Regions from separate parts of the Homo sapiens genome. Here region 1 is linked to region 2. Evidence: chromatin contacts called from ENCODE Hi-C or POLR2A ChIA-PET data. All regions are on one chromosome and are shown on one strand. Each heading gives the region's core, a stretch centred on a gene start or an enhancer-like site at or near the end of the contact. The rest is flanking DNA. Distances are from core to core; before and after follow the strand shown.

Region 1 (6,036 bases), core at 2,669-5,168, 110 kb after region 2:
ATGGAGAGGGAGAACCCAGCCAGAAATGGAGCAAGGCATTTTGCAGAGGCTACTTCAAAGGAGAAATTGACAATTACATGCATTCTCACGTTCTTCCTGCTTTTCACGTCCTCTCTAAATAAAAGTAGAGACTATAAATATATACCACCCATTTGTTTTTAGAGAGTGGTGTGATAAAGATTTATTTAAAACAACATAGGCTTTGCTGACAGTAACAGCTCAGCAAGAATTTTTTTTTTTCTTTTTGTATTGGTTCTATTCTTCCCACAGCCCTTTACTCCAGGTTTCTATGCCAACGACTGAAATCAAAGGCTTTTCACAATGTGTATGTTCTGGAATACTAAGTAAATTTTGTTGTTGCTAAGAGGGAAACTTGGTTTTAGCCAGCAGGCCATGTAGAAAGCAGAGTTTGTCTTAATGCTTACCAGATATAACCCCTCACTTCTAATAGAATTTGACCCATGGCTTATAATAGAATTTCTTTTGGATATGCGACATTTCATTTTAAGTTTCTTTTAGTACCTTGTCCATACTAACTCACAGAAGATATTTCTTTTATCTTCAAAGAAAGATACATTTTCACTTTCAACCTCTCTCAGAAGGAAACTCAAGAAGCGGAAAGTGTGAAGTCTTTGTAGGGATGTTGCTTGTTGTATATTTGCCTCCTTTCTTTTAAACACCTAAATTCATCCCTCCTGATGCCATGCTATTAATATTGCCTTCCACCTGTAATGTACCTATACATGTTTTACCTCACTTGAGCTTCCCAATGGTCCTCAGAGTAAAAAGCATTATTTTTCCCAACTCAGAGAGCGTAGGAGCCAAAGTGTGGCTTTCCAGCTCTAAGCCCAGTGTTCTGTGGGTTACATCACCTTGTTTTTTATTCCAAAGTTAACTTGTGAACCCTTCTAGTAAACTGCTCCAAGATATGACAAAATCACTTTATCCCAACAGGCTCTGAAGTTGTAAGATGCCCCTTTGGAAACAGGGACTCCTGTGGATATGGGGGTGGTCGTTCATGGGAGCTGTATGTGACACAGTTTATATTTCACAGTTCACAGTTCATAGTTCACAGTGGTTGTACATGGGAGCTGTATGTGGCACGGTGGCTTCTCTTCTCTTGCACCCTGAGCTGTAGTCTGAGAGGTCCTCTGGCCTTCAGTGAGCACCTGGCAGCTAAACAGCCCCCAGTGTGTCCCAGTTAGGCTCAGCAGGCTGAAGACCACAGATGTATTCTATTATTTTGTTAAAATACTAAATCTGGAGGTCTAAGGCATGGTTTGAAATTGCTGGCTATATATTATTTTTGTTAAATGATCCATGTAAACTTATTATTCAAAGTATGGCCCAAGTATTGGCCAGTATTTTATGTTATACCATTATATCCTGCCTGATTTTAAAAATAACAAAAAAGGAAAGGATTTAAAGTGGTTCTTGATAAGTATTACAAATTTGGATAAGTCAGGGTAGAAGATAGAAAAACAAAACAAAACAAAAACACCAGTTAGGTAAGGATAGGCAAGTAGTTACAGGCCTGTGCTCATGATAAGAAATTCTGTTTTGATGATAGAAATGAGGTAATACAGAAGGGATTGCTTTCTTCTCTCAATCACAATTCTGAGTAGGTTTTAAAAGCAGAGAGGCTAAAAATGTTTACATATTTTCAGTTTGATCTATCCAGTATCCAGTATAAGGATATATGAAGATAGCTGGTAAAAAATAGTTTTTAGTAACTTTCATTCTTTTTTCCCCCTCACTTTGGAAAGACTTCATTTGCTGCTTGTGAGTTCCCAGAGAGCTTAATGGCAGAATTCCTCTTAAAGCTTTGCACTGTTTAGAGAGCTAGGTCAGCATTAGCCATCTCCTCTCAGAGGCTCCTTCTTCCTATAAACTCTCAGGATTACATCTCAGATTTGGTTTCAAAAATATAAAGTTCCTACTCAGTGACAACCCAATATATAGCAAAATAAGTTAATTATTAGATTTTTTTCTTAAAAAATGGTAAAGTACACTAACATAAAATTTATCATCTTCACCAATTTTAGGTGTACAGTTAATTCAGTAGCATTAAGTACATCCACATTGTTGTGCCACTGTCGCCACCATCCATCCAACAGAACCCCTCTCATCTTCCTTCCATTCATTTCTAATAGGGACTAATTCACTACAGGAATTGTTTCTAACCATTCATTGAGAAGTAACCTAGCATCACCCTCCCACTGGCAGCACAGAAAGGGGGTTAAGTCAGACACAAAGGATTTCTCTCACACTCAGGCTGAGGGACTTTGTGATCACACATAATCATGTAGTGCCTCAGTATTTGGGTTAATGGCCAAAAGAACTTTGTGAATGGAATTAAACATTATATGAGCAGCTTCCTCAAGAGAAATTGCTCTAGTCTCCATAATAACTGAACTCCTGGAGGTTCTGACCTTTCAGGTTAAAATGTAGTTGCCTCTCAGAGGTTAAAATCTCCTCCTTCTTCCTTGCTTTCTACTTCCTTCCTATTTCTTCTCAGCAACCCCTGTCCTCACCTCAGTGGCATGCACATTACTCCAATCAAAAGACTCAATCATTGATCTTTAATTTTCAAACTTTTGCAAAGTAGCCTTCTAACAGTTGAAATCTTAAACAGCCTCTAACGTCCAATGAATCCCATATCTAGTCCATTCTGGGCACTTCCTGAAGAAGGGAAATTCAGTTGTCTCATGATCACATGTTGAGCCAGCTAGAAAACCTTTTCTGTCATTGCCTCATCCTGCTGCCTAATAGGATCGATGCTGCCATGTAACCCTCTGTATCACGTGCAGACTCAAACCTTTTTCATTTCTATGTCAAATTCAATGAACAGATACCTTTTGAAAACCTGCTGGGCCACAGAGTTTTAGTAAGTGACAGTTATTCCTACTTTAGAGATAAGAGAAAGTTATAATAATGAGAGTGGTTCAAGGTCCTACAGAAGTGAGAGAGAAAGAGGGACAGGCATAAAAGCCTAGTTAATTACTAACCTTTGCAAACACAGAGCTTCAAACTGAAAAGAGACAAATAATGATAATAATGTCAATACCTGATATTTGACAGTCCAGTACTATTTTCATAACACTTCATTTTAGTTTTTGCTTTGTGTTTGGGTTTTATGTAACCAGAAGAAGAAAATTCTTGATGGAATCACAGAAAACTTGAGAGTTAATTATAGTTCAGTGTAGTGAATGCTTTGATCCTGAAGGCTGTGAAACTGAATCGTTTTCATTCAGAAAATTTCTCATGTCAGGTTTTTCAAACAAAAAGAATGATTAGTAAACTATTCTATTACCTTTCATTCCCATAGCTCTCCTGTAATTTGTAAGACTCAAATGATACACACTGAACCTTGGGCTGAGATTTAATTTTGTATATTTGCCAAAGTACACAGTAGCCTAGTTTCCATAGCCATATCTAGCAGATAAATGTCTCTGAAAAAAAAAATCAGGCTTCAGAGACAATGGGAGGAAATCACTGTGGCTCACACTTGCGGACCAGCAGTGGGTGACAAAAGTGGACCCTGGGACACAGACATGGGTGCAGTCACTAATTGACATAATTATTTGAGCATCCACCAGTCGAGTAGTCCTGAGTATCTGTGACTTTTCCTAATCTGTAGATTAAAAAAAAAATACTATTCTGATGTTTAAATGCTGGGAAGATGGTGCTAAGAGTATAATGGCTCTTAGTTCATCCACCCTTTCATTCCATGCCATCACCCTATCTCTGCCATCATGGTTATAAAGCCATCACTGAAGTAACTTCATCTAGTAGTAGGGGGCAGGGCCACATCCTCCCAGACACTGTGATACACAAGGTGGATGCACTCACTTAACAGCTTAGCTGACAAGAAGTTCTGCTTTGCCCTTTGCCCCTCTCTACCTGCTCTTATGTACTTTCTCACTGCACTGTCTTGTTACGAGGAGGACGGGCTAAGGGCAGAAACTCAGCATGAAGCCCATGATGCACTTGCAATTTTAGCTAGATATACAAGCAATTTCCTTCCTTTCTCCTCGTTGTTGTGGAATGATGTGCCCTTTTGTCCAGAAGGGATACAAATGACATTGTATTCCCATGTGTAACATTTGGAAAATAAACATTCTGGTTGTCACAGCTTCTATTTCATCGCATATTTTCCTGTGTTATGTCATACTTCTGCCAGTGCAAGCCAGAATGTGAAGAATGCCTAGGGGAATATTTCTCAAGTGTTTTCTAAGCAACATTAATCTTAAAAATACTTTGCAAAAACAGGGCATTTGGTGGTCAGATAAACTTTGGAAGTGCTCCATATCCTATCCCTGTCTTTGATAGTCAAGATGCCCATTAACAAATTAGGAGTCCTAGGAAGCCTGGCAATAAAAAAAGACTATTGAACACAAACCAGGATTTCCCAGACTTATGACCATGGAAACTATTTTCATATAACACCTATAAAGATCAGAGTAAGAGATGCTATCACAGGAAGTGTTTTTAGAGATTTAGGTTCACAAATTACCAAAACTACTCGGGAATAAATAGAAAATTGAATAGACCTATAATAAGGAAAGAGATTGAATTAGTAATTTAAAATCTCCCACAGAAACAAACCCAGACACAAATGGCTTTACTGGTAAATTTTACCAAAAGTTTAAAGAAGAATTAATACCAATTCTTTATAAACTCTTCCAAAAAAATACAAGAGGAGGAAAGATTTCTCAATTCATCCTATGAGGCCAGTATTATCCCGAATAACAAAACCAAAGACATCACAAGAAAACTACAAACCAATATCCCTATATAGAGATGCAAAAATCTTCAAGAAAATACTAGCAAACTGAATCTAGCAATATATTAAAAGGTTTATACACCATGACTAAGTAGGATTTATTCCAGGAATGAAAGGTTAGTTTAATATACAAAAATCCAATAATGTAATGCACCACCATATTAATAGGATGAAGGACCAATAGCACGTGATCATCTCAATAGACGGAGCAGAAACATTTGACAAAATTCAACATCCTTTTATGATAAAACCACTAGAAAAACTAAGAATAGAGGAGAACTTCCTCAACCTAATAAAGGCCATCTACAAAAAACCCACAGCTACCATAATACTCAATGGTAAAAGATTGAAAGCTTTCCTTCTAAAATCAGGAGCAAGACAAAGATATTTACTCTGGCCACTTGTATTTAACATTGTACTAGGGATTTTAGCCAGGGCACTTAGGCAAGAAATAAAAAAAAAAAGAAAAATTGTATTTGCAGATGATGTGATCTTGTATATAGAAAATCCTGATACTGACTAAAACAATTCATAGAACTGTTAAACAAGTTCATCGAGGTTGCAGGATACAAGATCAATATTCAAAAATAAATTTTATTTCTAATACAGTAGCAATGAACAATCTGAAATGAAATTAAGAAAACAACTTCACTTAAAATAGCATCAAAAAACAATAAAATACTTAGCAATAAATTTAACCAAAGAAGTGCAAGACTTATATACCTAAAGCTACAAAATAACATTGAAATAAATTAAAGATGTAAATAAATGGAGGCATCCTGTGTTCATGGACTTAATATTGTTAGGGTGACAATACTTCCCAAATTGAACTACGTTTTTAACACAATCCCTTTCAAGATCCTAGCTGACAGTTTTTGCAGAAATTGGGAGATTGATCCTAAAATGTATATGTAAATGTGAGAGACCCATAATAGCCAAAGCAGTTTTAAAAGAGAAGAACAAATTTGAAGGACCCACACTTCCTGATTTCAAAAATTACTATGAAGCTAGTGTGCTAAAACAATGTGTACTTGTATAAAAACAATGTGTACTTCTATAAGGATAAACATATAGGTAAATGGAGTAGAACTGTGATTTCAGAAATAAACCCTTACATTTATGCCCAATTGATTTTTGTCAAGGGTAGCAAGACAACTCAGTGCAAAAAGTAAAATAAGTTATTTCAACAAATGTTGTTGGAACGACTGGATATCCACATGCAAAAGAATGAAGCTGGACTTCTTCTCACA
Region 2 (6,384 bases), core at 635-3,134:
CCAATCTTAGCTCAACAGGCTAAAACCACCAAGGACAAACCTATAGTTCAACAAGGTCAGGTTTATTGACCCATTGCAATAAGGAAGACTGGACAACAGAGGAGTGTTAGAGAGCAACTCTCCCCAAAGGACAAGGTGGTTATTTGAGGGTTTGAGAGAAGACAGTATAGGTAAGTAATGGGCTCAAGGAAAAGCAGACCAATGTGTAAGGGAGTCAGCATCAAAACCAGTCTGCAAAGTAGTCACAAGCTCCTGTGTCCTTGAAGATTACAAAGTTAAGATAGATGTGGAACACTGTATTCTGTAACCACTTTTCTGCACCTGGGTTAAAATGCCAGGCTGATTCTCTCTGTCACAGCAACTCAGAAACTCTAGGCAAGAGTGGGTGATTGGTTTTTTGTTCTTGCGATAGTTTACTGAGAATGATGGTTTCCAATTTCATCCATGTCCCTACAAAGGACATGAACTCATCATTTTTTATGGCTGCATAGTATTCCATGGTGTATATGTGCCACATTTTCTTAATCCAGTCTATCATTGTTGGGCATTTGGGTTGGTTCCAAGTCTTTGCTATTGTGAATAGTGCCGCAATAAACATACGTGTGCATGTGTCTTTATAGCAGCATGATTTATAGTCCTTTGGGTATATACCCAGTAATGGGATGGCTGGGTCAAATGGTATTTCTAGTTCTAGATCCCTGAGGAATCGCCACACTGACTTCCACAATGGTTGAACTAGTTTACAGTCCCACCAACAGTGTAAAAGTGTTCCTATTTCTCCACATCCTCTCCAGCACCTGTTGTTTCCTGACTTTTTAATGATTGCCATTCTAACTGGTGTGAGATGATATCTCATAGTGGTTTTGATTTGCATTTCTCTGATGGCCAGTGATGATGAGCATTTCTTCATGTGTTTTTTGGCTGCATAAATGTCTTCTTTTGAGAAGTGTCTGTTCATGTCCTTCGCCCACTTTTTGATGGGGTTGTTTGTTTTTTTCTTGTAAATTTGTTTGAGTACACCGCATATTCTCACTCATAGGTGGGAATTGAACAATGAGATCACATGGACACAGGAAGGGGAATATCACACTCTGGGGACTGTGGTGGGGTCGGGGGAGGGGGGAGGGATAGCATTGGGAGATATACCTAATGCTAGATGACACGTTAGTGGGTGCAGCGCACCAGCATGGCACATGTATACATATGTAACTAACCTGCACAATGTGCACATGTACCCTAAAACTTAGAGTATAATAACAAAAAAAAAACATTAAAAAAAAAAAAAAAAAAACTAAAAGGTCTTTGATGTCATTCCCCCAACACACACATATCCAAAGAAAAAAGTAAGGGGTCAAATATATAATATCATGTTCAAAATAAATTACTGTTATTATTGTTAAAAAAAAAAAAAAGAGTGGGTGATTTAATGTTACTCTTCTAATTTTAAACACTTAAGTTTCTGATAGTCTATGATTTTGGAGAACACATTTCTCAGTAAAAACACAATAGTTAAAGAAGGAGGTGCTTATGACATATACAGCTGCAGTGACCTGAAAACATATTCCTTCCTGATAATGTACAGCTGGCTTTATTTGTATCGGTGATTGTACCAACTTGATGAATAGCAAGGCAGATTTTTACCTTCTGAATGTAAGCTAATTTTTACTATATCACATTCAAGCAGGGCCTTTCCAGTGCTCCTCATTTGTTTGCCAAATGTTTTTAAAAAAATGAAGTATTTGCCAACTCTCATTAGGTCTAAGTTCTAACAGTACTGCAAGCAGGAAAACCTGAGGTCGTTAGTGCTTTGCAAATGAGGAAACCCAGGATAAAAAGCTTACTTGAGTCCTAACCGTATTGGAAAGGCAAACTCATATGTAAACAAAAGTTACACTAGGGAAAAGTTATAAAGGTAACTGATTGAGCAAGAGTCTAGAAAAGGGAGGGGTAGTCAGAATAGAACAGAACTAGATGTTCTAGTTATATTACAACAGAAAAACCTTTCCAGTGAAAACAACTGGAGTTAAAATAGTTAACCCTTTGCTGACAATGAGAAGCCCTTTATTATTGCCTCTTTCTCGGTTTCATTAAACAAAGAAAGCTCCACACTGTTAGATTAATTTTGGCCAAATGATTTCAGAGCCAAAGACAAACAACATTTAAAAGTCCCTGACATTGAAATATGATTAAAATGTGAGACCATTTCTAGAGAGGAGTTAGCACACAAAGACTCCCCGGAACATGAAGGGCAGTGCTGATGTAACTTAGGCTGGTTTTGAGTTAATACCAAAAACTTGCTTGGCTAGAAAAAAATAAGCAGTCTCATTTCAACTTGGCCACTTACTAACTCTGTATCCTTGAGAAATTGCACATCTAAAGCTTCAGTTATTTAAGCCATAGAGCACAGATCACTCACTGATGAGTGATAATCAGACCACAGATGCTTAACAACGAAGTGAGAACAAAAATGGGAAAACTGTGAGATATGAAGCACTGTACCATGTAAAATATTATTGCTGATGAGCCAAGATTCTGGTCTATTTGAGGCAAGTGTTAAATCCAAGAAGAAAGCCAGGGAACACCAATTTCAAGATAAGTCCTACTATGACAGAAATAATCCAGTGGTGGACCCCTAAAATTTCCCTCTTAGCTCTCTGAGTACATAGTAGGAAATCACTTTTAGAAGTTTTTAGGGTGTTTTCTGAAAAATCCTCTTGATTAAGCTCACAGCTCCAACACTTTAAATTAATTGTACTCAGAAGAGAATTGGCATATGAGGGAACAAAAAACAGAAGCCAACAAGAATGTAAAGCCTTGTGCTATGGTTGCCTCATACAGTGATAGTCTCTAAAAAACAAAGTACCTCAAAGAAAATTGTAATGTCTTGTTTCTCATCTGGCCCAAGTGGTTGTGTTAGTCAAGCAGAGCTGTCTAGTTTATTTACTTATTTATTTATTTTTTGAGATGGAGTCTCATTCTGTCACCCAGGCTGGAGTGCAGTGGCGCAATCTCGGCTCATTGCAACCTCTGCCTCCCAGGTTCCAGCGATTCTCCTGCCTCAGCCTCCTGAGTAGCTGGGACTACAGGTCCCCGCCACCAGGCCCAGCTAATTTTTGAATTTTTAGTAGAGACAGGGTTTCACCATGTTGGCCAGGCTGGTCTCCAACTCCTGACCTCAGTTGATCTGCACATCTCGGCCTCCCAAAGTGCTGGGATTACAGGCATGAGCCACCACGCCCGGCTGGGAGAACTGTGTAGTTTAGAACTGAACGGCAAATATCAGAGTTAGATGTAGAAACTTAATCTCATTTAAGAATAAAATAGTGGCCGGGCGCGGTGGCTCACGCTTGTAATCCCAGCACTTTGGGAGGCCGAGGCGGGCGGATCACGAGGTCAGGAGATCGAGACCATCCTGGCTAACACGGTGAAACCCCGTCTCTACTAAAAATACAAAAAAAATAGCCGGGCGTGATGGTGGGCGCCTGTAGTCCCAGCTACTCGGGAGGCTGAGGCAGGAGAATGGCGTGAACCCGGGAGGCGGAGCTTGCAGTGAGCCGAGATTGCGCCACTGCACTCCCGCCTGGGCCACAGAGCGAGACTCCGTCTCAAAAAAAAAAAAAAAAAAAAAAAAAAGAATAAAATAGTTTGGAGTAAGATAAAGCAAAAAGCATTTAAGTGTTCTTTCTGCTAAATTATTCTACTAGTACTTTCTTCCAGTTATTTGCTACAATTTCCATGCATTGACTATACTGCAAAATTCACGTGTTTCATCTTGACCAAGGACAAAGTAAAATCAGCTCTTTGCTCTCACAGTTAACAAACCACTTGTTACTCAACCGGACTGTCAAGAGTTGTCAAGAAATGAAAACAGCAAACTAGAAAAAGGCTAACTAGAGGAAGAACTATTGTGCCTAATGAAAAGATCAAAGCAATTGAGAATGAAGGAGCACCTACCTTTATGACATTCAGAAAACATAAATGGTGTTTGGCTACCCTCTTTATATAAACTGACCTTCTGACTGGCTGGTTGAATACTGACTCACTTTTGACCTTATCAAACAGGTGCTCCCTTTTAATTTTTGTTCTGTGTGTCTGTGTGTGTGTGTGTGTGTGTGTGTGTGTGTGTGTGGTGGTGGTGGTGTTGTTGTTGTTGCTGTTGTTTTTTTGAGATGGAGTTTCATTCTTTTGCTCAGGCTGGAGTGAGGTGGCACGATCTCGACTCACTGCAACCTCCGCCCTCCATGTTCAAGTGATTCTCCTGCCTCAGCCTCCCAAGTAGCTGGGATTACAGGCACCCGCCACCACTCCTGGCTAATTTTTGTATTTTTAGTAGGGATGGGGTTTCACCATGTTGGCCAGGCTAGTCTTGAACTCCTGACCTCAGGTGATCCACCCACCTCAGCCTCCCAAAGTGCTAGGATTACAGGCGTGAACCACTGCGCATGGCCCTTTTTAACTTTTGGCTCAGAGGTATTCCTATTGGAAAATCAGAGCCATTAAAAGCCTAATGTAGGACAAACTAATTAAATTCTAATAAAGTTTGTGGTTTATATCACAATGTTTATACCAAAGTTTATTTCTTAGTTTTGAGAAATGCACCACGGTATGTAAGATGTTCACATTAAGGGTAGCCAGGTAAAGGGTACACAGGAACTCTCTGTATTTTGTTTGTAACCCTTCTCTAAATCTAAAATTATTTCAAAATAAAAGCTTATTAACCAAAAAAGTCTACTGTATTCTCAGCATTGTGCTCCACAAGGTGATGGCTAGCCTCCAAGAGCTGGATGTATTCTTGCTCTGTCAGCTATTCAGCCTCTACAGTCAATTCAGCAATATAAGGGAATTTTCCAGGCAGCATCCAGTACAGACTTCTTTGATGAAGAGGAGAAACATCTCTAAAAACAGAGCTTTGTTCACGATGGGAAAGAACGTGGGACTCTGCAAGACTTGTTACTACCTGCCTGTCTCACTTCCACCCCTAGGGCCACTGGATTCTGGAGTCCATCTAAAGGGCCTCAGGAGGACTATAACTGTCAGGGAAAACTTTCACTACTGGAAAGCTTGTTAGCACTTTCCTCTTGCAAATGATCCTTCCAAGAAAGCTCATCTTCTACTTCATTGGCATGTGGGACAAATGTTGAAGTTTAATTTGTAGGCAGGGAGTTCTCCATCGACACACACTGTGGCACTCTGCTTTGATGGCTAGAGTGCCTGCTTAGGCAAACCTAGTGGTGCTGAGCAACATCCTTGACACCTTTGTATTGAGGCATTCCTGCTAAGGATTCATTATGATGTCGTAACAAGAAGATCCCTGTAAAAGACTTTGGTGGGTATTTTACTTGGTGGGAGTATTTTGTGCTAGATGGCCTTTTGCTAGTTGTTTCCTTACAGATGATAGATTATTTACTCTCTATTGGAAGGTTCCTGCCTCTAGTTTGAGATGTATTAAAGCTAACATTTTCTACTCCCCTTCCTCAATAAATTCTTCAGCCTTTCTTGATGTTTAAAGGAGCATTAAAGCCTCTAGGCTAAGCTTTATTTATTTGCAAGCTCCATTACTAAGCCATCCGTGTGACTCAGTGAAAGCCTTTTATTGAAAAAGTAAACATCTTAAACCAAATCAATCACTTGCTTTTTCTCAGTCTATCAAAAACTTCATATCATTTTTTTGTCCATCAGATATAGGTGAAAGAAAGATAATAAAAAGATATGTTGAATGGGGGCTGTGGATGGGAAGTAGAACAAGCTAATATTTTGTAGCATTCCCTATAAGATTCAAGGAGCATTGGGAATATAATGAGAAATGAGCTTCCTTCCTTCATGGAGCTTACCTGCTCATAGAGGAGGGAAATAAAAATCGATCAAACATAGACATTGATAAAGTAAATGTAAATTGTCATAGATGCTATGCAGCAGACAAATAAGGGGCTGAGACAGGGAATATGGTGGAAGGAAGGGGATCTCTACCTGGAATGAGTTGTCAGAGGAGGCTTCTCTGGGAAAATGATTTGAGCTGAGACCTAACGAAGGAAACAACCAAACCCATAAAGATTGGAAGAAGCAATATATGTAAATCCCTGGGGTGGGAAAGCTGCTAGTGAAAACTGGTGGGGTTGAAGCCCACTGAGCGAGGGGAAAATGGTCCAAGATTGGGCTGGAGAGATGAGCAGGGGCCAAGTGATTCAGGGCCTCATAGGTCATGGGAAGTAGGTTGGGTTTTTTTCCAGGTATAGAGGGAAGCCATGGAAAAGCTGTAAGCTAGGAAGTGACATGATCTGTCTAAGACTTTAAGAAGATTACTTTTGCTGCTATTTGACATGATGTACTAAAGCAGATCAAGAGGGGAGCTGGAAGGCCAGTTTGAAGCTGTTGCACTGCTCCGTA

What was found. A loop is a pair of places that touch in the nucleus more often than their neighbours do. ChIA-PET counts read pairs that join two places held with the same protein, here RNA polymerase II (POLR2A). Pooled maps may share reads with other maps.
Region 1: a map of ascending aorta shows a loop between it and region 2 (2.5-fold over the local background). The contact joins two enhancer-like sites. A Hi-C loop is called at or near these places in 1 of 168 maps with a recorded cell type or tissue (ascending aorta) and 4 of 50 pooled maps. POLR2A ChIA-PET finds 5 or more read pairs at or near these places in 1 of 52 experiments (MCF 10A).

Annotation. Positions count from the first base shown.
Region 1 is chrX:43,699,418-43,705,453 of GRCh38, forward strand. The region is part of intron 3 of MAOA (monoamine oxidase A); the gene reads left to right. Among named protein-coding and RNA genes, the nearest start is that of MAOA, 46 kb to the left of the region's middle. Within about 2 kb of position 3,919, at least 4 of the 41 ENCODE cell types and tissues checked have a DNase peak (open chromatin) inside an H3K27ac peak, as active enhancers do.
Region 2 is chrX:43,588,012-43,594,395 of GRCh38, forward strand. No RefSeq gene overlaps it. Among named protein-coding and RNA genes, the nearest start is that of MAOA, 65 kb to the right of the region's middle. Within about 2 kb of position 1,885, at least 3 of the 41 ENCODE cell types and tissues checked have a DNase peak (open chromatin) inside an H3K27ac peak, as active enhancers do.